Regions from separate parts of the Homo sapiens genome. Here all the other regions are linked to region 2. The links are chromatin loops, found by intact Hi-C in ENCODE. Cell type or tissue: PC-9. All regions are shown on one strand.

Region 1 (8,000 bases), 270 kb before region 2:
CAGGAAAGTATCAAACCCTGTAACGCATACTTATACTGAAAATGTGTTTCACATGGTTAACATTTGCAAAGGCTAAAATCATTTTTCATAAAGAAAATTCCACAGGCTTGCTCAGTATTACCAAACTTCCATAATGAACATTATTTTGAGTGCCAAATTGAGCACGAAAAAAACACCTACTTTTAACTATTATGAAATATTATGAAAAGTAGTAAGACTTATTTATTAGGCTGGTTAAAAAGTAATTTAAAACCAAAGAGAGTTAAATCTTCCTTGAGAACATACTCTCAGAACTTAAGAATGGGGTAAATCAGATGGAGCACAGCCATGCTGTACACATCAACTCACTGAAATCACATAACTTCTATTCTCATGGACCTTATTTTCTATTATCTTGAAAACAAACTGATTATAATCTCCCAAAATACCAGTGGTACCTTAAAATTTAATCAACTCCTTTCCTTAACAGAATTAGGACTTTCAATTAAAAATACTGTAATATCCAAGAGGGTTTCAATGCAAGAGAAACCTTTGCATCATAATTTCAAGTGACCATATATAGTGGAGTTCCCTCTAATAACACGACAGACACAAACAAGCTATCGAGCAAGAATCTGTTAACAGTTTTATTTTTTTTTATGTTAAATACCATGGGACAGGATTGTAAGGATGAAAAACTCAGTCAACAACTGCCTCACAAGGGATAAGAAAAATTCTGCCATGATATTAGCAAAGGTAAAGGAGGAAAAATTTACACTGTAAGAGGCACCATTTCCCCAAGGAATACCTCTTGGCATTTCCTGAATGAGTGGGATTAGCAATCTAAATAAATCATATTTCAAGAGGTAACAGCAACAGATAAAATTTAAAGGGATTATTAAAATAACATTTACAAGACTCTGAACAATTCTTGAACTCTTATTAAAACCACAAAGAAAGAACAATTCTTTATTTATGAATTTCATAAAGGACTCAATGTGCAACTGACATCTGCTAGTGATGATCTGGTAATATACAACCTGTCCAGTAGCCGAACAGTTTGTTTTTATTGTGTTTTCTAACCGTAAGAGATCATTAAAGGCAAAGCCTATATGACGCTGTACACACAAAAAAATGGTCACCGTGGGCCATACTACCAATGAAATGGTAGGTAAACAAATCTTTTTCTGGTCAAGAGAAAAAAAAAAAAAGAAACAGCACTCTGCATGCTTCACTCTACAAGATGAATTTCCCTAGAAAGAATCCAATGAAAATGGCTGCAATTACAACAAGAAGTGAAGGAAGAGGACTGGTGACATTATCTCTGAAGGATGCAGTTGAGGTTGATCCAGGTTTATCCGAATGTGCTACCTTTCTGAGCCTTAAACCTTCATCCTAGAAAAAAAACACACACACAAAAGGTTTTTAAAAACAAGCATACTAACGAGACTACTGGAGCTAAAAATCTATAGGGACGGAAAGTAGATTAGTGGTTGCCTATGGCTGGGGACGGAAAAGGGGATTAACTGCTAACCACATAAGGAAACTTTCCGGGGGTGATAGACATTCTAAAACTGAACTATAGTGATGGTTACAAAGTTCTATGTATCAATGAATTGTACACTCACAGTGGGTGTCTCCATGGGATATAAATTATACCTCAATAACACTGATTTTTTAAAACTGGAGCTGAGAAATGTATTCCTAAAAAGCAAAAGTTAGATAGGCTATATTTACCTTTTTTTAAATCCCACTAAAAATATAATTAAAGAAGAGTACTTCCAAGGTGGCCCATGGTATTTAAAATCAGTTACATCCGTCCTAGCCCAATCAGCCAAAAACTACCCAGACCTGTAGTCTGCCATTTGGGTTTACTGACACACTGCAACTAAGGAACCGGAACAGCAGAGGCACAAAAGGGTGTTCTTGCCGTAAACAGAGATATGGTATCACAGAATTTGGGGGAAGGAAACAGTTTAGCGTGAAATTTAAGTAACAGTGTTTTTATATGCTCAAAGCAAAGCAGAGGGCTGTGTGTAAAGTGGTAGCACCAGGTCTCGACTGCAAAGCAGAGAAAGAATACTGTTTCTTCAGAAACTACAAATTTAGATGAGAAATGTACATAGGAAACCCTTATCTGAAGCTCTGCACCTGGACTGGAAAATGAGGGTGCTTCTCTGTGTCAAAATGACTTAGATCCTCCAGTCAAGAGTAGGCTGCTTCATTCTTGCTGATATGGCTTCACACAGCACTATGTCTTTAGAGCAGAAGGTTTCTCAGAAGAAAGCAGAAGTCACTCCAAGCAGGAGGTTGTTATGACACTGTGTGCAATGTGAACCTTGGGAAAAATACTAATACCTGTTAACTACACAGTTGTCTTTATCTCTGTCTGTTAACCAATCTGATAAATGGCAGGACAGTTTTTTACTTTTTTCAGTACAAGGCAATATTTTCTCCCATGATTCCTTTATTGTGCTTATAAATAAACACTAACTAAAAGAGTACACCTAATGGCACAGTTTTATTTGCATTACTGGATTTTCTGGAGTTGGGTTTTTTTGGTCTCATGCTAATTAGTCCTATATAAACAGTAATTCTCAGTTTCAGCTACACATCACAAACATCTACAGAACTTTTAATACTCCTGTGATTGTGACTCATTAGGTCTGGGGCAAGCCTGGTCAACTGTAACTTTTTAAAGCTCACTAGGTGATTCACATGCAGTGTGAATTAAGAACCACAGGGCTAGGGGAATTAAAAGGGATAGTGAACAGACAGGAGCAAGAAAGTGAACCTGGCAAAAAATTATGGTGGGCCTGTGTATAGGGTCTGAAATTCTGTAAGCCAGTGGGTCTTCAAGGGTTTTGTTTTTTTTTTTTTTTTGAGACGATGTTTTGCTCGTCACCCAGGCTGGAGTACAATGGCGTGATCTCGCTCACTGCAACCTCTGCCTCCTGGGTTCAAGTGATTCTCCTGCCTCAGCCTCCCAAGTAGCTGGGATTACAGGCACCCACCACCACACCCGGATAATTTTTGTATTTTTAATAGAGACGGGGTTTCACCACGTTGGCCAGGCTGGTCTGGAACTCCTGACCTCAGGTGATCCACACGCCTCAGCCTCCCAAAGTGCTGGGATTACCGGTGTGAGCCACCCGCCCAGCCCAGCTTTTTTGTTTTACTTTTCCAGCAGCAGAATCATCTCTCAAATAAAATCTCATACAGAACACTAGCATAAAAAGAGTAGAAACCAGGAATAAAGTCTCTCTCACCTACTTCCCTGGTTCACTCTTCCTATTTTCCAGCCCTGCCCCATCTATGTCATTCTCACTGTTTCCACTTCTCCCCTCCCTGCCAGAGGTAAACAGTGGCTTTTGAAAGAAATCTATTGAGCACCCTAAGGAGCACATCTTTATCAAAGAACAGAACTATGGAAGTCATGGCAGATGAAGTAAAAGTAACCAACAACATCCTTTAAAAGATCCATGGCGTGTAGGTGTGAAATAAAGATATTCTTTCCGCTACCCAGACAAGTGCTTGGAAGCAGACGGGTACCCCTCGAGGGGGTACTATGAAACATCAAGCATGAAGAGACACAAAAATTCACTTTAAAAAGCATTTCAGCAAAGGAGTTCACAGATCGACTTAAAACACAGTGCCTTTAATTTAGAGTGTAGTTCCTACATACACCTAACAAAAGGAATAATCAAATAACTCCCATCATTTAGCTTATTTTAGTTACATACATTTTTGTATCATCTACTTTGCTGCAAAGAGCTTCAAACAAAGCCTAGAGAGCAACGTATAGGTATTTAGGTCTTGAAACAAGTAATTACTTGTCAAAGACAAATTATTCATAAATTTCAGACATATTCAAATCAGTCCTCCTTCGCCATCCATTTAATTCAATCAAATACATGAATGACTACCACATGCATGTATGGTGAATGCAGAGATAAATGAAGCACTGCCCTTGCCACCAAGGCAATTACTGCCCACTAGAGGGAGAAAGGCCTCTAACAAGTAAGAGCAGTAGAAGGCGATCAGCATAGTGGAGGCACAAAGCAGACATGACAAATCGATTTTTTTCTTCTTTTGGAGAGGGTCCCAGCAAAGGCTATATGCTGTAGTAGCAAAACGTCAATGTGTGTATGTGCTGTGTCGGGAGGGGCAGGGTTCTGGGCCTTTCCAGTCACAGTGAAGAGCTTACACTAAAGCAAAGAGGGGTGATAAACAGATGCTTCTCCAGCATACTCCAGCCCAATGCTGCCCCACGCAAATACAATGTGAGCTTCAAATGTGAGCCCCGTATGTAAAGTTAAATTTTCCAACAGTACATTTAAAAAGTAAAAAGAAATGGGTAAAATTCATTTTAATAATATATTTGATTCAACCCAATATACCCAAACTACTATTTCAGTATGTAACCATTAAAAAAAAAAGATTTTACCTTTTTCTGTACTAACTCTTCAACATCAGTATTTTACACTCAACAGCACAGCTCAATTTGAACAAATCCCATTTCAGTGCTCAACAGCCCTAGGTGACTAATGGCTATGATGTGGGACAACACAATCCTAGGCAGTTCAGTATGACTAGGGCACAAAATGGGAAGGACATGAGAAACAAGAGCAGAAGCTGGCAATACTGCAGGCCAGATCACAAATAATTAGAATGTGTGCTAAAGTAAGGAACTTGCAGCAATGAGAAACCACGGGAAGACTGTTAAAAGAGGAGTAGGGTGGGGAGCAAAGGCACTGGGGCAAAGAAGAAAGAACTGACCAAGCAAAAATTTAAAAGCTAATTGCTAAAATGGCCTAATAACACTCACATGTCCTATACCTTCATTTCAATCAATTTATTTTCAACCAACAGAACTTACTCTCAGGTGCCGATTTTCTTCTGATAGCTTCATCATTTCTCCCTGAAGTCTTTTACACTCTTCCATTAGTTTCCTTGTTTCGGTATCATTAAGTGAAACACTGTGTGGTTTTGGCATAGGTCCATCTTGCTTAGATGCATTCAGTGGAACAGCTTTGCTAGGTTCCATATCATTCTGCATTACAAAGATATTGGGAATTTTTTAACTAACCAAATCTCCTTACAGGTTTTAAACAAATAACAATATAAATTCTACATCTTTGTTCATGAAAAACTCTTTAAAAGGCCTAAATCAGTACATGTCAGCAGTCAGATTAGTCTAAATAACCAGCCCACTCCCTCTATTCCCATAATCCCTGGCACGTACCTCTACCATAGCACTTTATTATGTATCTTAATAATTATTGTTCAAGTTCTTTCCTGTAATACTTCAAAGGCTGAGAGAGCAAGAGCCATCTCTCTTTGTATTTACCCCTAAAACCAGCACTTTGGTCAAGAGTAGTTATTCAATGAAAGTATGCTGAATGACGTCAACAAAATCCATTGAAGGTCATTTTCCGTGCTCTGGTTGTGCAATTCAAATAAGGTTCTGGGGGGTAGGGGGATATTATCGTAATCATTCCAATAAAATCGGAAACTACCTAAGAAAAAACATGCCCAAGAAAAGCTAACTTCTATTAATTTGTCATCTTTAGTAATGCTGTTTGCTTTAATTCACGTGATTCAACATCACAGGAGCACTTAGCATGCTTTGAAGACTATGAGCCCCAAAATCTTAATCCTCACCAACATTGAACCATTTGAAGCTAGTGAAGGCCTGGAGATAAATATCTATGACAGCACCTATGTATTCTTCAGCCCGTTGTCTAAAGTACCCCAACATCCTTCACTCCAACAGCATTTATGTCACCACACATCGTAGCAGTATTAGTGTAACAAGCTTTTTTCATTTTAATTAAATTCACTTACTTTAAAATAATTTTAGGTAAAATCTGCTTTATTCAGCTATAAACTGCTAAAAAAGACATTTACTAAATCAACTTTATGGCATTCCACAATACTCATTTTATAAGATTTATCAGAGGCTGCACACCTACCACACCATCCCAGCTGCCAATTTTATATTAAGTATAAACAGATTGTTCAAAGGGCAAAACTTGTTATTCTTATGAAGGGGATGTGATTTGATTAGTATGCCTAAATCCATGTAAAATCTATTTAAAAATGAAAATTTATAATGAGGTTCTAATGAACAACAGCATGTATGTGACCTGTCGGCAGACTCTTCCATTCTTCTTCAAGCTTCCCAGTTAAGCAACGTTTTAAAGCAGCCTACTTCAATTCTCTGAGTTTTTCTCTTGCTAGCTTTTTTGTTCTTCACCCCCATTTCTCCCACCCCAACCAATCTAATAATAGCCGCCCCTATTATTAAAAAACTGTTTCAGATATATTTTACCCTGCCAATACTTTTTCCTGTTCTTTTCCTTAATAGTAGTTAGAACTCATTTGTGATTTTCAGTGTGGTCAAATTCTATCCTAGCACAAATCCAACTTCTGATAATGAGGTTGGCACACTGACTTACTCTATAAAGGAGGTGGCAATGGCCACCAATATGGCAATAGAAGAACTTTCAGGTTTTGGTTAAAAATTGGGAAAAAGTATCATACTCATACCAGAAAACTGATAAAAACTTAAAGAGGATGAAGCAGGGCACCATGTCTGATGTCTGTAATCCCAACACTTTGGGAGGCCGAGATGGGTGGCCTGCTTGAGCCCAGGAGTTCAAGAACAGCCTGAGCAACAGAGGGAGACCCTGTCTCTACAAAAAACAATTTTAGAAATTAGCCAGGCATGGTGGTGTGCACCTGTAATCTCAGCTACTCATGAGACTGAGGTGGCTTGAGCCCAGGAAGCGGAGGTTGCAATGAGACGAGATCGTGCCACTGCACTCCAGCCCAGGTGAGAGTGAGACCCTATCTCCAAAAGGGGGAAAAAAAGATATACATGGGGTCAACACCAAAGAGAAAAAAAACTAAAAGAATCATCAAGCTCGACAACTGATTATTTTTAAATTCTTTACATTGCATAAAATTTTAAATTACGGAGGGAAGGGAAAAAGTCATTTCTCACAATCTTGTCAAATCAACAAAACTATTATTTATATTACTATTATTAAATGACATGTCATTAAATATTCTATTCTATGCCTTGCCAAAATTAAACATTTCACTTTTGTTAAGCATTTGATGGGCAGCTTTCCATTCTTTCAAATTTTAAATAACATGTCCATAGGAAGACATTCCATAAAAAGATAACTAGATTGGAATTAGATTTAGATTTTTCTAATTCTAATAGAATTAGACTTGGAATTAGATTAGAATTTATCTAAGCAAATAGAATTAGATTTTTTTGTTGTTGAATTTCTCTTAAAAATGTTATACTGCTTTTGTAACAAAAAGGAGAAGAAATGATAACCAATATGTGGAGCATAAACAGAATAGAATGCAAAGAATACAGTGAAGCCGAAACACATTTCAAAAGTGTGCCCAATAAGTTATATCACATACTACCTAGGCCCCTTACAAACCAGTGAACATACATAACAGGTGCAAGAAAATCTAATTTATTTACATATACATATGCTACATATGTATATGTTATGCTATATATGTATATGTAATGGGGGGAAGTGTGATGGGAGGGTGGGCTTTGAGTCATGCATGGAGTGACAATCTGAAGAGCCTGATGGAAAAAATTAAGCAGGTGTAACTTTAAGTATATGCTTCCATCCAGGACCTCTATTAGTGAGGTTTGGCTCCAATAAAACAGCTTGTTTCTTGAGAGTTGCTTCAAACTGGTCCAGAAAGAAAAGACTGGTTGTTCTGAGAACCATGAAACAAGCACACCAGAGAGATTCAACATGCTGTGACTCTTAGTAAATTGATGAATGGTAACCTTACATTTAACACTGCAATTCAGAATAAGCTGGAAGGTCAAGGTGTGTATCAACTAAAACAATAAACCAATCTTGTCCAGTTTCCACTATATTATTTAGCCTATCTGCAGTAATCCTCCATCTGAGTTGTCCAGTCATGTTCTGTATAATGATGTTTTGGTCAACAATGATTCATACATATGATAG
Region 2 (8,000 bases):
CACATGTTTTAGTTGAGGACTAAGAAGTTCAGAGGGTGCAATTAGTAATTACCTTTGGTCACACAGAAACAGGACTAGCGTACAATTTCTTCTGACTAAAATTCTGGTGGTGTTTTTTGTTGTTGTTGTTCTTAGTTTGTTTGTTTTGTTTGAGACAGAGTTTCGCTCTTGTAGCCCAGGCTGGAGTGCAATGGCACAATCTCGGCTCACCACAACCTCCGCCTCCCGGGTTTAAGCAATTCTCCTGCCTCAGCCTCCGGAGTAGCTGGGATTACAGGCGCCCACCACCACACCCGGCTGATTTTTGTATTTTTAGTAGAGATGGGGTTTCACCACGTTTGCCAGGCTGGTCTCGAACTCCTTACTTCTGCTTGCCTTGGCCTCCCAAAGTGCTGGGGTTACAGACGCGAGCCACCGTGCCCATCCTCTGGTGTTCTTTTTACTACACTAAATTCCTTCTTCCTAGTGTAGGATTATATTGTTTGACCCCAATTCCATAATTCAAGGAACTAATATTCACCCAGTGGCTTCTAGCCAGGGAGTGAAGAGAGAGCTGATGAGACACTCACCAGCCGCTATGAACAACTCTTCTCCTTCACCCTTATTTCCGTGGTGGAAACTATCACAGCACTTCTAAGCAATCGCCTAAAGTTCTGCTAAGAGCTATTCATGAGTTTCTTTAATATTCATCAGCAACAATGTATTTACAAAAACCAGAATAAGGGTTCAAGCTAATAAACCATTTTATTTGCATGTTATAACTAAGTGTCTTGGATACAAAAGTTTACATTGACAAGAACTAATTGTAGGGCTCTGTATGGTGGCTCACACCAGTAATCCCAGCACTTTGGGAGGCCGCGGCAGGAGAATCATGTGAGCCCAGGAAATTGAGACCAGCCTGGACAACATAGGGAGATTCTGTCACTACAAAAAAAAAAAAAAAAAAAACCTAGCCAGGCACAGTGACAGGCGCCTGTGATCCAAACTACTCAGGAGGCTGAGATGGGAGCATCGATTGAGCCTGGGAGGTCAGGGCTACAGTGAGCCGTGATTGTGCCACTGCACTGCAGCCTGGGCGAGAGTGAGAACTGTCTCTAAAAAAAGAATTGATAATAGAACACAGTTTGAAGGCCCAGATGTTTTTTTCTCATCTTGGATATATTGGGTTAAGTAAAATACATTATTAAGATGAGTTTAACCTGCTTAATTTTACTTTTTCAAATGTGGCTATTAGATAATTTAAAGTAACATATGACTCACATTGTATTCTTATTGGATAGCACTTTTCCAGCACATAACTTTTTTTTTTTTTTTTTTTTTTTGAGACAGAGTCTTGTTCTGTCACCCAGGCTGGAGTGCAGTGGCACGATCTTGGCTCATTGCAACCTCTGCCCCCCGGGTTCAAGTGATTCTTCAGCTTCAGCCTCATGAGTAGCTGCGGTTCCAGATACGCTCCACCATGCCTGGCTAATTTTTGTATTTTTAGTAGAGACAGGGTTTCACTATATTCGTCAGGCTGGTCTTGAACTCCTGACCTCAGGTGATGTGCCCGCCTTAGCCTCCTAAAGTGCTAGGATTACAGGCGTGAGCCACCAAGCCCGGCCTAGCACATAACTTTCAAAACCTAGAAAATATTACATCATTAACTTCCCCCAAGCAATTAGAATTGATTTTTTAAAAATAATAACTGTGCCATGTAATAGGAACCAACTGGAGAGCTAGATTAGGCCAGAAAAAAATGGTAGCTGAGAGGAGACAGTTATCGAGCAGCTTCAATGATATCTCCTAACGTCAAGGAGATGAAACATCTGGGTGTCAGGAAGGGGCTTGCTTCAGAAGTGCAAAGTCCTCCTCCTTTTTCTCTTCTGTTCTTTCTGTCTACAGGCTGGCCTTCTCTGCCTCTCCTGTCTCCACTGCAGGACCTGACCAGGACACCACTCCTGAAATTTACCTACCACAGTTGTAGTCACATGCAAACGAAGAGGCTGGATCTGGGTATCTCCTGCAGTGCATGTGGACTGTGCAGAGAGAAGGAGTCCCCTGGAGTGGGACACTTAGAGCAGAGGGCACCCAGAACCAGGAACCATGAGAGAGGAGTCTCAAAATAGGACACAAAGGGAGTGCTTCACCACGTCACAGTGCACATTGCAGCTAAGCCTCCGGCTCTGCTGGGGTCAGGCCAACATGGAAAGAACCCAGGGACACCCACTCTTCCTGGGCACAGCTGAGAAGAGATTAGGAGCCAGAGAAAGGCCTCCAGGAAACCCAGGGCAGACCAGTAAGAATCCAGAAGCCCAGTCCAAACCGAGGCAGAAAGAGGACTGATGTGTCTAACACCTGGCCTTCGCTACCTCCGAAGAGAGACAGACCAAGAACAAACGAACCAAGAAGGTGAAATGGTTAAATGTGGCGCCTAAGCCTTTCTTTTCCAGGAACTGACATAACTTCTGTCTGTCTGCCTACACGGAGTTGTGGTTAGGAACACATTTCTGGGGGATTGGTTTGGTTTCAATGTTTTCCAGCATCTGGTAAAAACAGAATTATGAAAGTTAAGTATTCAAAGATTGTTGTTTGGGTTTTGAAACAGAAACATTTTGAAATACTGATATGTTTTGCTTTCATAGTATTATTTTACTTAAAGAGATACGCTTGAAGTAAAACCAAATTCTCAGCTACTAACAGAAACACTTTAGTCTTCCTTGTTGCCCAAAAGCCAGTTTGAGATTCGGCAATTTTAGGAGAGAAGGAGGGAGAGAGAGAGGAAGGACACACCACAGATAAAAAGGAAGTTTGAGACAGTTGTGCCTGTTCTTATTGAATGTTTTAGGTGATTCCTATATCCCTTTTCTTCCTTCAGCTGGGGCGATCTTTCCAGAAAATGCAGCCCACCAGGAAAGGTTAGAATTTATCCAGAGCAGCTATTTGCACTTGGTTTTTGACATCTTGAAGTAATGTGTTTGTCTGAGTGCTTTTCTTATTTATACATAAATAATCTTACTATCTATGTTTTATGCTTTCTTACTAGCATGTAGATCTAATGTAGTTCCATTTACTGGATTCTGAGAGAAATATAGACATTGAAAGGGGGACTCTAGACTCCTTCCTCTGGCCAAAATGCAGTAACAGGGGCCAGATTTGTGTTCTTGCCTGAAACAGTAACAACAACAAAAGATGAGACTTAAAAAAAAAGTTTCAAAACATGGATTTAGGCAACGAAGGACAATGAGTGATCCCTAAGCTACTGCCCCATCTTGTGGCCTTGAGACAGTTTCCAGGCTGTGGTGCAGAGTGGAGAACAGAGGCAAAGCCTGGTAGATCCCTGACTTGAGGAGACAGAGGTGAGAGTCAGGAGATCAAGGCAGCTAGAGTTCATGGGAATCAGCACCAGAGAAGAGAGAGCTCCATAAAGAGAGGACTTGGGAGATCTGCAGAGGATCCTTGAATATTCATCAGAGGACCTACTGACCAGCACATTCATGCGCAGGCGTCATCAGAGACAAGGGAGAGAGCCACTTGAAAGGATTGGAGGTTTACAGTGCTCACTCAGAGCAAGGAATCGTGCTTATTCCCACCAGCCAGACCAGAAAACCTCATAGTTCATTGACATTAGTAGTGTTAAACTAAGTTAAGCCTAAAGCTACCTCCTTACATATTTTAAGTTCAGGCTAAATGTTTTTCCATACACAGAGAACTGTAGCCTAACTGGACATGTGACCAGATTGTAAGGCACTCCTGTAACAAGTAGTCAAGCCTCAGCCAATTATAGCAGCCGAATTTTGGCCACTCAAAGGCAGCCAACTGTTGAAACCATGTTTAACTAAGTGCCAAACTGTCGCCAGCCAGCTGTTTCTGTGCTTCACCTCCATTTTCTGTAAGTCACTGCCCTTTTACTGTCCATAAATGTTATCCGGCCACATGGTGGCCCTGGAGTTGCGCTGCTGGTTCTGGGGGATGCCCAATTCATGAATCATTCTTTGCTCAATTAAACTCTGCTCAATTTAATTTGCCTAAAGTTTTCCTTTTAACGGGATGGTACATAGTACAAGGGAATAATTAGACTAAATGCTAATCAGTCCTGCCGAACTAATTCAAAAAGAAAGACCTGAAAATATCAAATTGTTTACAAGTGACATAATTGTGTTCTAGAACAAATATTTATATAAACATAAAAATGTCCATCACCCTACTAAGTAAAATTCATAAAGTCTGGCATCCAATCAAAAATTACCAGTCAAGCAAAGATCCCTGAGAATACAACCTATAATGAGAAAAACAAATTAAATTTGATCCTTAACTGACACAGATGTTAGAATTAGAAGACAAGGCACTAAACTGTATTACATATGTTCAAAAGGTAAGTAGAGACAAGGAAAATATCAAAAAGACTCAAAGCAAGCTTCTATAGATGAAAACTGCAATGTTCAATATGAAAAATTCACTGGCTAGAATTAAAGGCAGATTAATTACCTGGTTGGTCCTGCCTATAAAAACAAATTTAAAAAATAAAATAAAGACTAGCTAGACATTACGTAAGAAAAGATTACTGAACTTGAAGACATAAAAATAGGAATTACCAATAATGAAACCCAGAGGAACAAGAGAATTTTAAAATATGAACAGACTGGGCACAGTGGCTCCTGCCTATAATCCCAGCACTTTGGGAGGCTGAGGTGGGAGGACCACTAGAGGCCAGGAACTTGAAACCAGCCTGGGCAACATAGCAAGATCCCATTTCCACCCACAAAAATTTTTTTTTAATCCAGGCATGGTGGCATGTGCCTATAGTTCCAGCTACTTAGGATGCTGAGGTGAGATGATAGCTTAAGCCCAGGTATTTGAGGCTGCAGTGAGCTATGATTGCCACTGCACTCCAGCCTAAGTCACAGAGTGAGACCCTGTCTCAAATAAGTAAGTACATAAAAATGAACAGTCAGATGACACCCAGAATGATGATACGAGGCCACCACTCCTTGGATTCATCCCCTGACAAAACAACCAAAACTGGTGAAAATTATGAAACAATGACCACTGAAAGTCTCTGAAACTTGTCCTAAGTCATACAGCAAACAAACAAACATTCAAGAAAATCTACCTAATCTCACTACAGACAGCAAGACTCTGTGGCACTTGGGCATAACCTGTTCCCTCCCTTCCCATCAGCCCAGCATGATGGAAGCCTGGCCCTAGGTAGGCATGGCCAAAAAGATGAGACTCCTTTTCCTCAAAGCTCCCAGTCAAGGGCTAGGGTATCTTTCTGGGAGAGAAAGTTTGCCAGCATCTCTCATCCTCTTTCTCCATGTTCTTTGTTACAGAGGCTAAATTATAGGTTAATCCACCCAAAAAGTCAGAGGCTCTCTTCTTTCATCACTTCTTCACTCATAGGAAGGTAGTGCTACCATAGTCATGGCAATCTGATATTGGGCCCATGTCCTGGCCCTCATTTGCTCACAGGGTAGTGGTTTTAAGTTGGGAGAGAGAAGGTGAGAAGACCAGAGACTACCACCCATATCCACCAACCCACTCATAAAGCAACGATGCTACTCCAAGAAAAGTGACCCACTGTCCCTACCCTTAGGTCTGAAGCAGGTACTCAGAGATTTTTCCTAGTGGTAGAGTCAGGCCGTAAGGACAGAGAACTCTGAAACTCTCCCCAAAGAAACTGACTTTATTTGGAGCACAGTGTCAGGGAGTTCAAGCCTAAGACCACTCTCAAAAACAATGGAGAGTTTGGTGATAAGCAATTAAGAGGAAGCAGTAGCTCCATGAGAGCAGCAAGCTAAATTATAGACCAGCCAGTTTACCAGAGAGGACTGAAAAAAGAGATAGCTAAGAAGAACCCTCCTAGAATCAGAACAAACCTCAAAGACTGGCTTCAAAAACTATCCCTGCAAATGTGTCTGAATTTAACAGGATCAACCAGTGGAGCAATTAATCCATAGGGTACTATTGAACACAATAAAGAATTTGATTGGTAATTAGTACAGCCTAAGAGCTGGTTGTGACTCAAACAAAGGCAGACAGCTTAACAGAAAGATTAAGGAAAAAGATAGTTGAAAGTGCCCTACTAAACTACTGTCATCCCAGGGTGACTGTGCATGTGACCAAGTCTGTGTCCTCTGAAGAATGACATCAGAAGCTTTATACTATGAGGGAAATAGACTTCACTAAAATAGTACAGCCAACTTACTAAATAAATAAATAAGCAAATAGCAACAAGCCTAGGAGGGAAGAAGGGAAGGGAAAAATCGGTATGCAAAATTGCTACAATATCTAAAAGTCTGTTTTTTTAATAAAAATTGTAACTCTTGCCAAACAACAACAATCAGTAAAGTATAAATCATACACAAGAAAAAAAAAAGGAAGACAACAGAAATTATCTTTGAGAAGGTACAGGTGTCAGATTTAACTGATTTCAAAGCAGCCATTATAAATATATTTTAAAAACTAAAGAAAACCATGATTAAAGAAATAAAGGAAGATACGACAGTGTCTCCTCATATAAAGTAAATAAAAAGATAGAATATATATTTTAAAATTGATCTATAGATTCAACATAATCTCTATTAAAATCCTAGCTGGCTTCTTTGCAGAAATTGACAAGGTGATAAAATTCATATGGAAATTTAAAGTACCCCAGAGTAACCAAAACAATCTTGAATAAAAGAACAAATTTGGAGGAATTTCACTTCCTTATTTTAAAACTTACTACAATGATACAATTAAGACAGTGTGGCATTGGCATAGGGATAGACACACACACACACACACACACACACACACACACACACACACACACACACATATATATATATATATATATATAAATGGATTAGAATTCAAAGTCAAAAAATAAACCCTTATTTACAGTCAACTGATTTTCCACAAGGGTGAAAGAATAGTCTTTTCAACAAATGGTGCTGAGACAATTGCATATCCATATGCAAAAGGATGAAATTAGACCTTTTTTCACATAATGCAGAAAAATGTACTCAAAATATATCACAGACTGAAATGTAAGAATTAAAATTATAAAACTCTTAGAAGAAAATATGAAGGACTAAACCTTTGTGACCTTGGGTTTCTCCATCAATGCACATCATAATAAAATTGATCAGAACCAGAGATAAAGAGCAAAAGGTAAAAACAGCCAGAGGAAAAAAAAAGGCATATCTACAAAAAGCAACAAAGATAAGAACAGCAGATTATTTGTGATAAACAATGCAAGCCAGAAAAACGTTGAGTAACATGTTTAACAAATTGAAGTTAAAAATGTATCAACGTAAAATTCTATACACGGTGATAGTTATCTTTTTAAAATAAGGATGAAATAAAAACTTTTCAGACACACAAAAGCTGAAAGACATCTTCACTAGCACATATGCAACACAAGAAATATTAAAGAAAGTCTTCAGGCAAAAGTAAAATTATATCAACTGGAGCAGAAGTTTGTTAAAATGCTGATTCCTGGGCTCAGACCCCAAGGACTTATCTCCATAGTTCTGCAGTATGGCTTAGGCACATGGTATTTTATTTTCATATTTTTTTCTATTTATTTTAATATATAAAACATACACATGCCAGAAAATATAAAAAGTACGAAGTGTTGGTAATCACTGGAAGTAGGTAATAGATGCATGGTTCACTATACTGTTCTCTCTACTTTTATCTACTCTGAAATTTTCCATAATAAAAAGTTCTTTTGACTTAAAAAAAAAAAAACAAACCTGATAACAGGCAGAAATTCAGATCTACACAAAGGAATAAAGAGCACCATGTATGGTTCATTAAATGAGTAAATTTATAATATGTTATTATTTAAATATATTTTAAAGATAAATGACTATTTAAAATGCATTGTAGAAAATATAACATACATAAAAACAAAATGTTTGACAATAGCAGCATTAAAACTAAGAAGGAGTCCTCGGCAAAGCCCGAGTCCTGTCCTCTCGCCCTCCTCCCGGAACAGCATGAGCTTCACCACTCGCTCCACCAACTAC
Region 3 (8,000 bases), 110 kb after region 2:
AACTAATGATTTAGATAAATTAAGTTTTCTATGTCCTTTATTGGGAACAAGCTCAGAGATTTAACAGTATTCAGAGAAGATTAAATTCGTGCATACAGCGTTAAAAGTGACCTTTTATCCTTTTATGGAAGTAATGTTTCCATAATGTTTCGTAAGTAAGTGACTTACGAAGGGGAGAAAAACCCTTAGTTTACACACATACAAGCTATTCTTTTCCCTCTCATGCATATAATTCTAGCCTTTTTAAAAAATCAATTGAGTCATTTTTTATGTATGCTTCTCCAAGAGTAGGTAAATACTAATAATAGATATCTCTACATTTATTTGCTTTTGTAAAAATCATGCTTACTATATAATTATTATCTTAAACTTGAAAAAGGTATTATTATGCTTTTTTTTTTTTTTTAAAGAAAAGAAATGCTAGCCAGGAGCAGTGACTCACACCTATAATCCTAACACTTTGGGAGGAGGAGGTGGGAGGATTGCTTGAGGCTAGGAGTTCAAGACCAGTCTGGGCAACATAGCAAGGACTTGTCTCTGCAAAAAAAATAGAAAAATTAACTGGATGTGGTGGCACATGCCTATAGTCCCCAACTATTCATGAGGCTGAGGTTGGAAGATCACTTAAGCCAAGGATTTTGAGGCTGCAGTGAGCCATGGTAGCACCACTGTTTTCCAGCCTCCACAGCAGAGCAAGAGCTGTCTCAAAAGGAAAAGGAATGCTAAACTTCAGGGAAATTGGTGTGTGGCAAAGTCAAGGTTTTAGTAACATACCAGTTTCCCATTGTTGTTGCCTTTGTCCGATTGTGTCCATCCTTCCATAAAACCTCTCATTTTCAAATGTTTTAAAAATTCCTGATTTTAAAAATAATACAGAAATACGACATGAAGTGGAATTCTATAACTTCTTTATCACCCCTCCTACATGAGACAGTCATCAAGAACAATAGTATATGCTTCAAGATCTTTGTGACATACTTTAAGTTAACATTATGTTTCTGGTACGTCTGTCTTGCTTCCTTCTAGTGAACAAATTAAAGTCTTTCCTACCTGAAAACATTAAATGTATTTATCACATTTTGTTGGCTTTATTGATTTTTATGTTCTTTGTGGCACTCTTGGTTTTCCTTATTCTTTTTGTTCTTGAGAACACAGCAGGACCTTCTTTAGTTTTGTTCTATGCAAATGTTTCATAGTATCTCATACTTAGATTATCATGGTTCAAACATTCAAGAGAGGATAAAAACAATTGAAAGTAAAAAAGAGCAAATAGGGGTTTGTTTGGGGTTTTTTTTTTAGACAGTCTTGCTCTGTCACCCAGGCTGGAGTACAGTGGTGTGATCACGGCTCACTACAGACTTAGCCTCATGGGTTCACGCGCTTCTTCCACCTCAGGCCCTGCCGAGTAGCTGGGACCACAGGCATGCGCCACCACGCCCTGCTAACTTTGGTATTTTTTGTAGAGACTGGATTTCGCCATGTTGCCCAGGCTGGTCTCAAACTGCTGGACTCAAGCGATCTGCCCAGCTCAGCCTCCCAGAGTGCTGGGATTACAGGCATGAGCCACTGCGCCCAGCCAGAGAAAATAGCTTGTAAGAATTTTTCAGTCCTAGCTAAAGTTCTGAATCTGGGCTTCCTTTAGAAAAGCTTCATTATTATCCTAAACATACTTCGGCATTTGAAAGTAGATTATTAAATATACATAATGTGTGCGTATATAATTCTTTTTCAAAATGATTCCTTTATTATTGTCCTTTTTATCTTCCTAGGTTCGCCAAGCAGCTTTTCAGTCTCTGGGACCTTTCATATCTACTTTTGCTAATCCATCTAGCTCAGGCCAGTATTTTAAAGAAGAAAGCAAAAGTTCAGAAGAGATGTCAGTAGAAAACAAAAATAGGTATAATTTTGAAACCATTTTCTAATTTTAAAACCTTGTTTTCTAATTTTACTGCTTTTAAACATTATTTCCACTATTCTGCAACAAATGTTATTTTTTGATAGTTTGCTATTTCTCTTGAATATAAAAATTGGTGAATATTTTTATAGAGCTTTACTTTAAGCGCATTTGTTTGTTAAGTATCTCTTTGGTTGGTTACATATTGAATGAGTAGATGCATGTAACACAATTAGCTAGATGCCTCGCACATAGGAAACTCTAAATGGTAGATTATGACTTTTAAAAAATGTTTATTTAGTACATTATTTAGTCAATCATTCATTGATATCTACAATATACAGGGTAATTGTTACACACTGTGTAGTATTTGGGTTTTTTTAAATTTGTTTTTAAGGAGTAAAACTTAATTTAGGAATATGTTTTATTGTCCTTTTCTGTCAAATAATTTAGTTGCGCATCTTGGATTCTTTGTCAATGGTGATTGTAATCTGTCAGTTAAAGGAGAAAGCCAGTATATTAGCCAGTATATCAGTTTTAAGTATATCAGTCTCATAAGGAAACCAAAGTTTTAAATAAAGCTTAAAGAGTCGGCTGTGATTTTTATTTTTAAATGTTTTTGCATTGAAAATTTTCTATTAAATTTAAATTTTAAAAATTTATTATAATATATATTTAGGGGAAAAACTAATTCAAGCCTAACTTACTAGTATGCGGGAAATGTACACAAACTTTTACAGTTATGCACTTGAAGTAATTTTAGTACAAATATTTGAAACAGTCCCTGCTATAATGCTTGAGTTACCATAGTGTCTTTTCCCTCCCTTGTCATGATGCTAATGGACATTTTCTTCTGTAGGTCTTGATACTGTGCTATTTGCTTTCTTGGTGTTTTGATTTGGCAGTTCTTCTTTCTTCTCTGCTGCCTTGTTTTACCTTTTTGCCCGTTCTCCTACTGTCCTGCTGAATAGCCAAACAAACCTGAGGTACTGTTTTTTGTAAAGGAAGAAAATCACTCAAACCTGTCTTCCTAGCAAGCAAAGTCTGTCAGTTTTTTTGAAAACAGGTGCTGCCAGGACTTTGACAAAAGTGATGATGGTGGGTGGGGAATGTTATCTATTTTTCATTTTTGAAATCAGCATACTTAAAAAATTACCTGTTTATACTGAAGACTGTTACATAACTTCTGTTTTAAAATCTGAAATGGGTCTAGTAAGAAACTATAAATTTGCAGAGAACTGTATAGGACGAGCTGGTAAACTTTCTTCTGTTTCACAACTACTCACTCGGCCTTTGCAGTGTATAAGCAGCCGTAGACATTACATAAATGGACAAGCTTGGCTGTGTTCCAGTAAAACTTCACTGACCTCAACAGTGTGCCTATCAAGGCCATGTTTGCCGCCTACCGGTGTGTAGCATTACTGCAATAGCTATTTAAAGGTAGTTCAATTCCTTGATTCTTCTTCCATTGTAATGAGGTATGTCTTAATGTCCAGGCAATACTACTTGTATTGCTGATCTTCAGTAATATTAGAGCTTATTAAATTATGTTAATGATATGGTAGGGGAAAGAGAGCATTCCTGGCTAAGGAAGGAGTTATGTTAAATATTGTAAAAGCTTTTGCATAGTTTGACAAACTATAAAGAAGTAGTCCTATATATTATTAAATCTCAGAACCATTAGTTTGTTTGCCCTCCCTTAAATAGCACAGTGGCATTTGTTTTAAGCTGTCTTAAACTGTTGTGGTATTAAGATTGATTGATTGATTATGCAAAAGTTAACTGAGCACCTCCTATGAACCAGAAACTGTAAATGGAAAGATAGAACTTCGTTCCTGTCCTCAAAGTTCTCTCAGTTTCTTAGATTCAGGTTTTTCAAACAAATGTCTTACAAAGTAAGCAAGTTTTTGGCAACATATTTCCACCACTGTTTATTGTATAGTGTTTCATCTGACCCTAGAAACATTTACTATCACTTTATTACTCTTTGAAGCATTTATTGATTCCAAACATCTGACTTACACATCAGATCTTTCACTCACCCTGGATCAGGCTGTTAATGCTTCTTTGAAAGTGCTGATAAAGCCTACTTCTCAGAAGCAGAGTTGAAATACTCAAATCTGCATTTTAAAAGTATGTAAAATAAGCATTCGTTATCACATTGTTCTCTGAATGCACCATGTTCTCTTAATTCTCCCTGTTTTTGTACTTGCTGCTCTCTGGGAAGCTTCTTGTTCCATCCATACCCTCGTTTAACAAAGTGCTGTCTTAGATGCACTGAGTTGTCCAGGAAGTACAGAGCTTTTGTCTTCATCATCAGTAGCGCTGTAATGAGAGCACTATTTTAATCCTATCCTTTTGGCTACATATTGGCATCTATCATCCAGTAGCCTCCCGGCCATGCAGTGTGGCGTCCAGCTCCTCCCTTTGTCTCCGCTGGGCCTGGCCCGTTGGTGCACATATTAATCCTGAATGAATTATTCTAGGGAAATATGGATTTGACCTCAAAAATCTGAAGTAACTAAACCACTTTTGCTGGATTTTTCCAGTTTAGCTTAATGCTAACTATATGAAAAAAAATTATTAGCACAAATTTGGAAATATTTCATGAATGCTAAAACTTCATTGAGTTAATTCACAGTACTTGGAAGGTATCCTGGAGCGTGTTTGCTTTTATCTCAGGATACAATACCTCTTTAGCCAGATGTTCTACAAGTCATTTTCTCCTTGAAATACCTGTAATTAATTTTCTAGGCCCATAGTCTCTACTAAGGAACTCTGAAGATATTAATTATAAACTTATGTAGGCACAAAAAGACACTTAAGATTCCTCCTTAAGTAGGTAGTTTCTGGACTGTCCTCTGGTGCTCTTGATACCTACGTCTCTTAGGAGACAGGATAATTCCCATTATACAGAGTCACAAAGGGCCTCAATTTTCAAAAAAAAATTTGTCTTGTACAATAGCATTTCAAAGTCTGACAATTAGGAATATCAGAATTTTAGCATTGAACAGCTTGATTTTGTATTGACTATTATACTTTACCAGGAAAAATTAGAATTTAGAGAATTTATACTTTCGACATTTTTGAAGCCATGCATGCTGTAGTTCTGTCCACAATTTAATACTGTACTAGGGAAACTTTGTCTTCTAGTTTCCTTTTAAAAAAATCATTCTAAGAGTTTTAAGTTTGGACAAACTAACAAGTTTACATTTATCAGACAAACAGTTATTTGACCAGTCATTCTCCGTTCATTTTTGCAGCTGAGAATATTAAAATTTAATTTTAACACCAAGGTGAGCTAGTGATCAAGGAACTTCAAGGCCCTGTAATTCCATCACTTTAGGAGGCTGAGGCAGGAGGATCGCTTCAGCCCAGGAGTTTGAGGCTGCAGTGAGCTATGATCATACCACTTTACACCAGCCTGGGCTACAGAGCGAGACCCTGTCTCTTAAAAAAACAATAAACAAAACAGAAGTTCATTGTATTTATTAGATAGTACATACGAGGTCTTACAAGTTTTACCCATTTGCTCTTCTCTTCCCCCTTTCTGAACAATATCTTATTATAATTTTAAAATTTTAGTTTGAATGATTTCAGAAATTTTGCAAGGATATCACAAAGAACTTCATATATCCATGTAGATTTTCCAAATACTGTTTTACCATATTTGCTTTATTCTTTTTTTCTGAACTCTTTGAGAATAAGTTTTAGACATGATATTCTTTTTACCTTTTTAAAATACTATGTATTTCTTTAAAACACAGATGTTAATATATAACTGTAGTCCAGTTACCAAAATTAGGAAATTAACATTGATACAATACTGTTAGCTAATCTAGCCTTTATTGAATTTTACCAATTGGCCCACTAATGTTCTTTATAACAAAAGGGAAAAATACATATTTTTTAATATGGACAAAATGGGAAATACATAATTCATAAACATGTAGAAGACACATTTATTTTGCATAACAGCACTAGCTTCAGGAGCTCCTTTGGAGTGGGAAAACATCTTACAGGTTATCTAGGCCAACTCCTCATTTTTATGAATAAGGAATAAGTGAGGAATCCTAGAAGTCCTTAAAAGGTTCAGAATTTTATATTAACGTAGTGCCAGTGCGAGAGTAAGAACGTTAAAGTCTGATTTCTTCACACTTGTAAACAATTGTATTATATATGCATACTGTATATTTTGTAGTTATAAGAAGAAAAATACCAGAATTTAAAATGCAGTCACAATGTGTTATGTTTTCAGATGACTTACGTATGTTTTTGTTCATCAGTATTTTAAAAAATAATCACCTGTTTGTGAAAATAATGGTTTTGAAAACAGCATTATGATGAGAGGGAACTTCGTAATTTCATGAGAATGTAGATGGTGACTGTTTAAGTGGGAGCTCACATAGGCATTAACATCACCCTCCTTTTGCACAGTCCTTTTAAGTCTCCTGTTAAACATCTTTTATTGTGTGTATTTAAAGGCACACAGATGCTTTTTCCTGTATTCATCTTACAAATTTACCTACATATTCAGCCATCCTTATTTCCCTTTCATGTTTCTTGGGAAGCAAGTCTCTTCACTGTTTAATCTGTTTTGCTGTGTTTTTGAAGCCCATATTCTTTCCTCTTCTCAGAAAGACATTGCTTTATCAGTTATTTCATCAATCTCTGTGTCTCCAGTTCTTTCATCTCTTCTAACCTATTTTCCTCAGCCTAAAAATATGCTCATCATTCTTTTATACAGGAAAAATGCCTTCACTCTTTGTTATTCTATGCAGTTGTGTTATTCTTTATTAATACTTGTTGCCTCCGCATATGTCAGCCCCACACATCTTTCTGAGTTGATGACCTCCACCTCTGTCTCAGTCTTTACCTCTTTCTCATAGATAATCACCACCTAGAACCCAACGTGGATAGCTAACTCAACCTCTTTCAACCTGAACCTGTTAGCTTTCTTGTGAAACTGTTTTTGTTACCTGCAGCATGCAATAAGTGGAAAAGTCCTGTTGATTTTTGCTGCTGTTTGAATGTGTTCTTCTGTAGTCCTGGAGACACTGCCTCCATCAGAACATCATCACTTCTTACCTGCATGTCTGTAATTCCTGCCTCCTATCTTACCTCTCAACTCATTTTCTACACTTCCTCCAGAATGGTCTTTCTAAAACAACAGATCTATTAACAATTTCCTTACTACATGATTTCCTGTAGTCCAGGATGAACTCCGGAGGTCTGCTGGTCTGGAATACAGTGGTTCATGTGATATCTTTCATCCTTGTCATCCATCATTTCCTCATTGCTGATTCCTGAATGCGTCACACCTTTTCTGCCACTCCGGCCTTTGCATGTCCTGTTTCTCCTTTAGATGCTTTTTTCTTCCCCTTAGCCCCATAAACATGTATTGGTTCTTCTAAGCACAACTCATGTCATTTCCTTGAAGGCCTTTTAATCTTCACTCCCATCTCCTCCTGTGTTCAGTGTGCTTGCATCTGTGCTTACCACCCTGTCTAGCAGCAATTTGCTGATATATCTTCATTTTTTCTGTTTGCCTCTAATTGTAATCTCAAGATCAAGAGCTGCATCTCATTCACATTTGAATCCTCAATACTGATTTCATTTCCTGGCTCTTAGTAGGTGCTCAATAAATGCCTGTTAAATTTAATTGAATCAAATAATAACACTTACAGTCGTACTTCAGATAATAGATGGCAGTAATCAGTGGACTTTAATGAATTTGTACCATCTGTCCTTATCAATTAAATTATGTCCTCATTTTAGGAAAACCTTGGGGAGTAGAGATGAATATTTTAGAAGAAACAGAAGTAATATTTACACTCAAGCAGATTTTAATATATTTTGTGAGATAGCAAATAAGTATCTTTCCTACTACTATCTTAAAATTGTTTTTATTTTATTTTCCTTGTGTAATGTAAGCAAATAGGCTTTAGGTCTCAGCTTTGCAATATGTCGTTGGAGTAGAGAGGTAATACAAATAACCCTAAAAATAAAATAATTTAAATGTTGTTATGTATCTTAAAATGATTGTAGGAATTTCTGTTTCCACTACTTTTCTTTAGTTATTTATTATTGAAATTAGCATGGTGTT

Evidence for each region. Peaks named below come from ENCODE experiments on the same cell type or tissue, not always from the same donor. Only the 100,000 strongest peaks of a DNase experiment are listed, where the experiment ranks them.
Region 1: a loop joins it to region 2, with 6 times the contacts of the local background. A loop is called at or near these places in 24 of 110 quality-filtered maps.
Region 3: a loop joins it to region 2, with 7 times the contacts of the local background. A loop is called at or near these places in 38 of 110 quality-filtered maps.

Annotation. Positions count from the first base shown.
Region 1 is chr18:9,947,427-9,955,426 of GRCh38, reverse strand. VAPA (VAMP associated protein A) reads right to left here. Exons shown (of 6, transcript NM_194434.3): 5 at 4,859-5,032; 6 at 1-1,374. The coding sequence ends at 1,216. Among named protein-coding and RNA genes, the nearest start is that of VAPA, 37 kb to the right of the region's middle. In PC-9, a CTCF peak has its summit at 3,979 (motif pointing right); DNase peaks (open chromatin) are centred at 2,626 and 3,966; H3K27ac peaks cover 1,823 bases.
Region 2 is chr18:9,679,465-9,687,464 of GRCh38, reverse strand. LOC124904244 (a long non-coding RNA gene) reads left to right here. Exons shown (of 2, transcript XR_007066281.1): 2 at 1,885-4,002. Among named protein-coding and RNA genes, the nearest start is that of RAB31, 25 kb to the left of the region's middle. In PC-9, CTCF peaks have their summits at 3,186, 3,616 and 3,902 (motif pointing right); DNase peaks (open chromatin) are centred at 3,264 and 3,924; H3K4me3 peaks cover 919 bases; H3K27ac peaks cover 1,776 bases.
Region 3 is chr18:9,570,961-9,578,960 of GRCh38, reverse strand. It overlaps PPP4R1 (protein phosphatase 4 regulatory subunit 1), which reads left to right. Exons shown (of 20, transcript NM_001042388.3): 10 at 1,770-1,897. Among named protein-coding and RNA genes, the nearest start is that of PPP4R1, 40 kb to the left of the region's middle. RefSeq lists enhancers at 3,710-4,220, 4,221-4,731. In PC-9, CTCF peaks have their summits at 3,127 and 3,327; a DNase peak (open chromatin) is centred at 3,270; H3K27ac peaks cover 2,876 bases.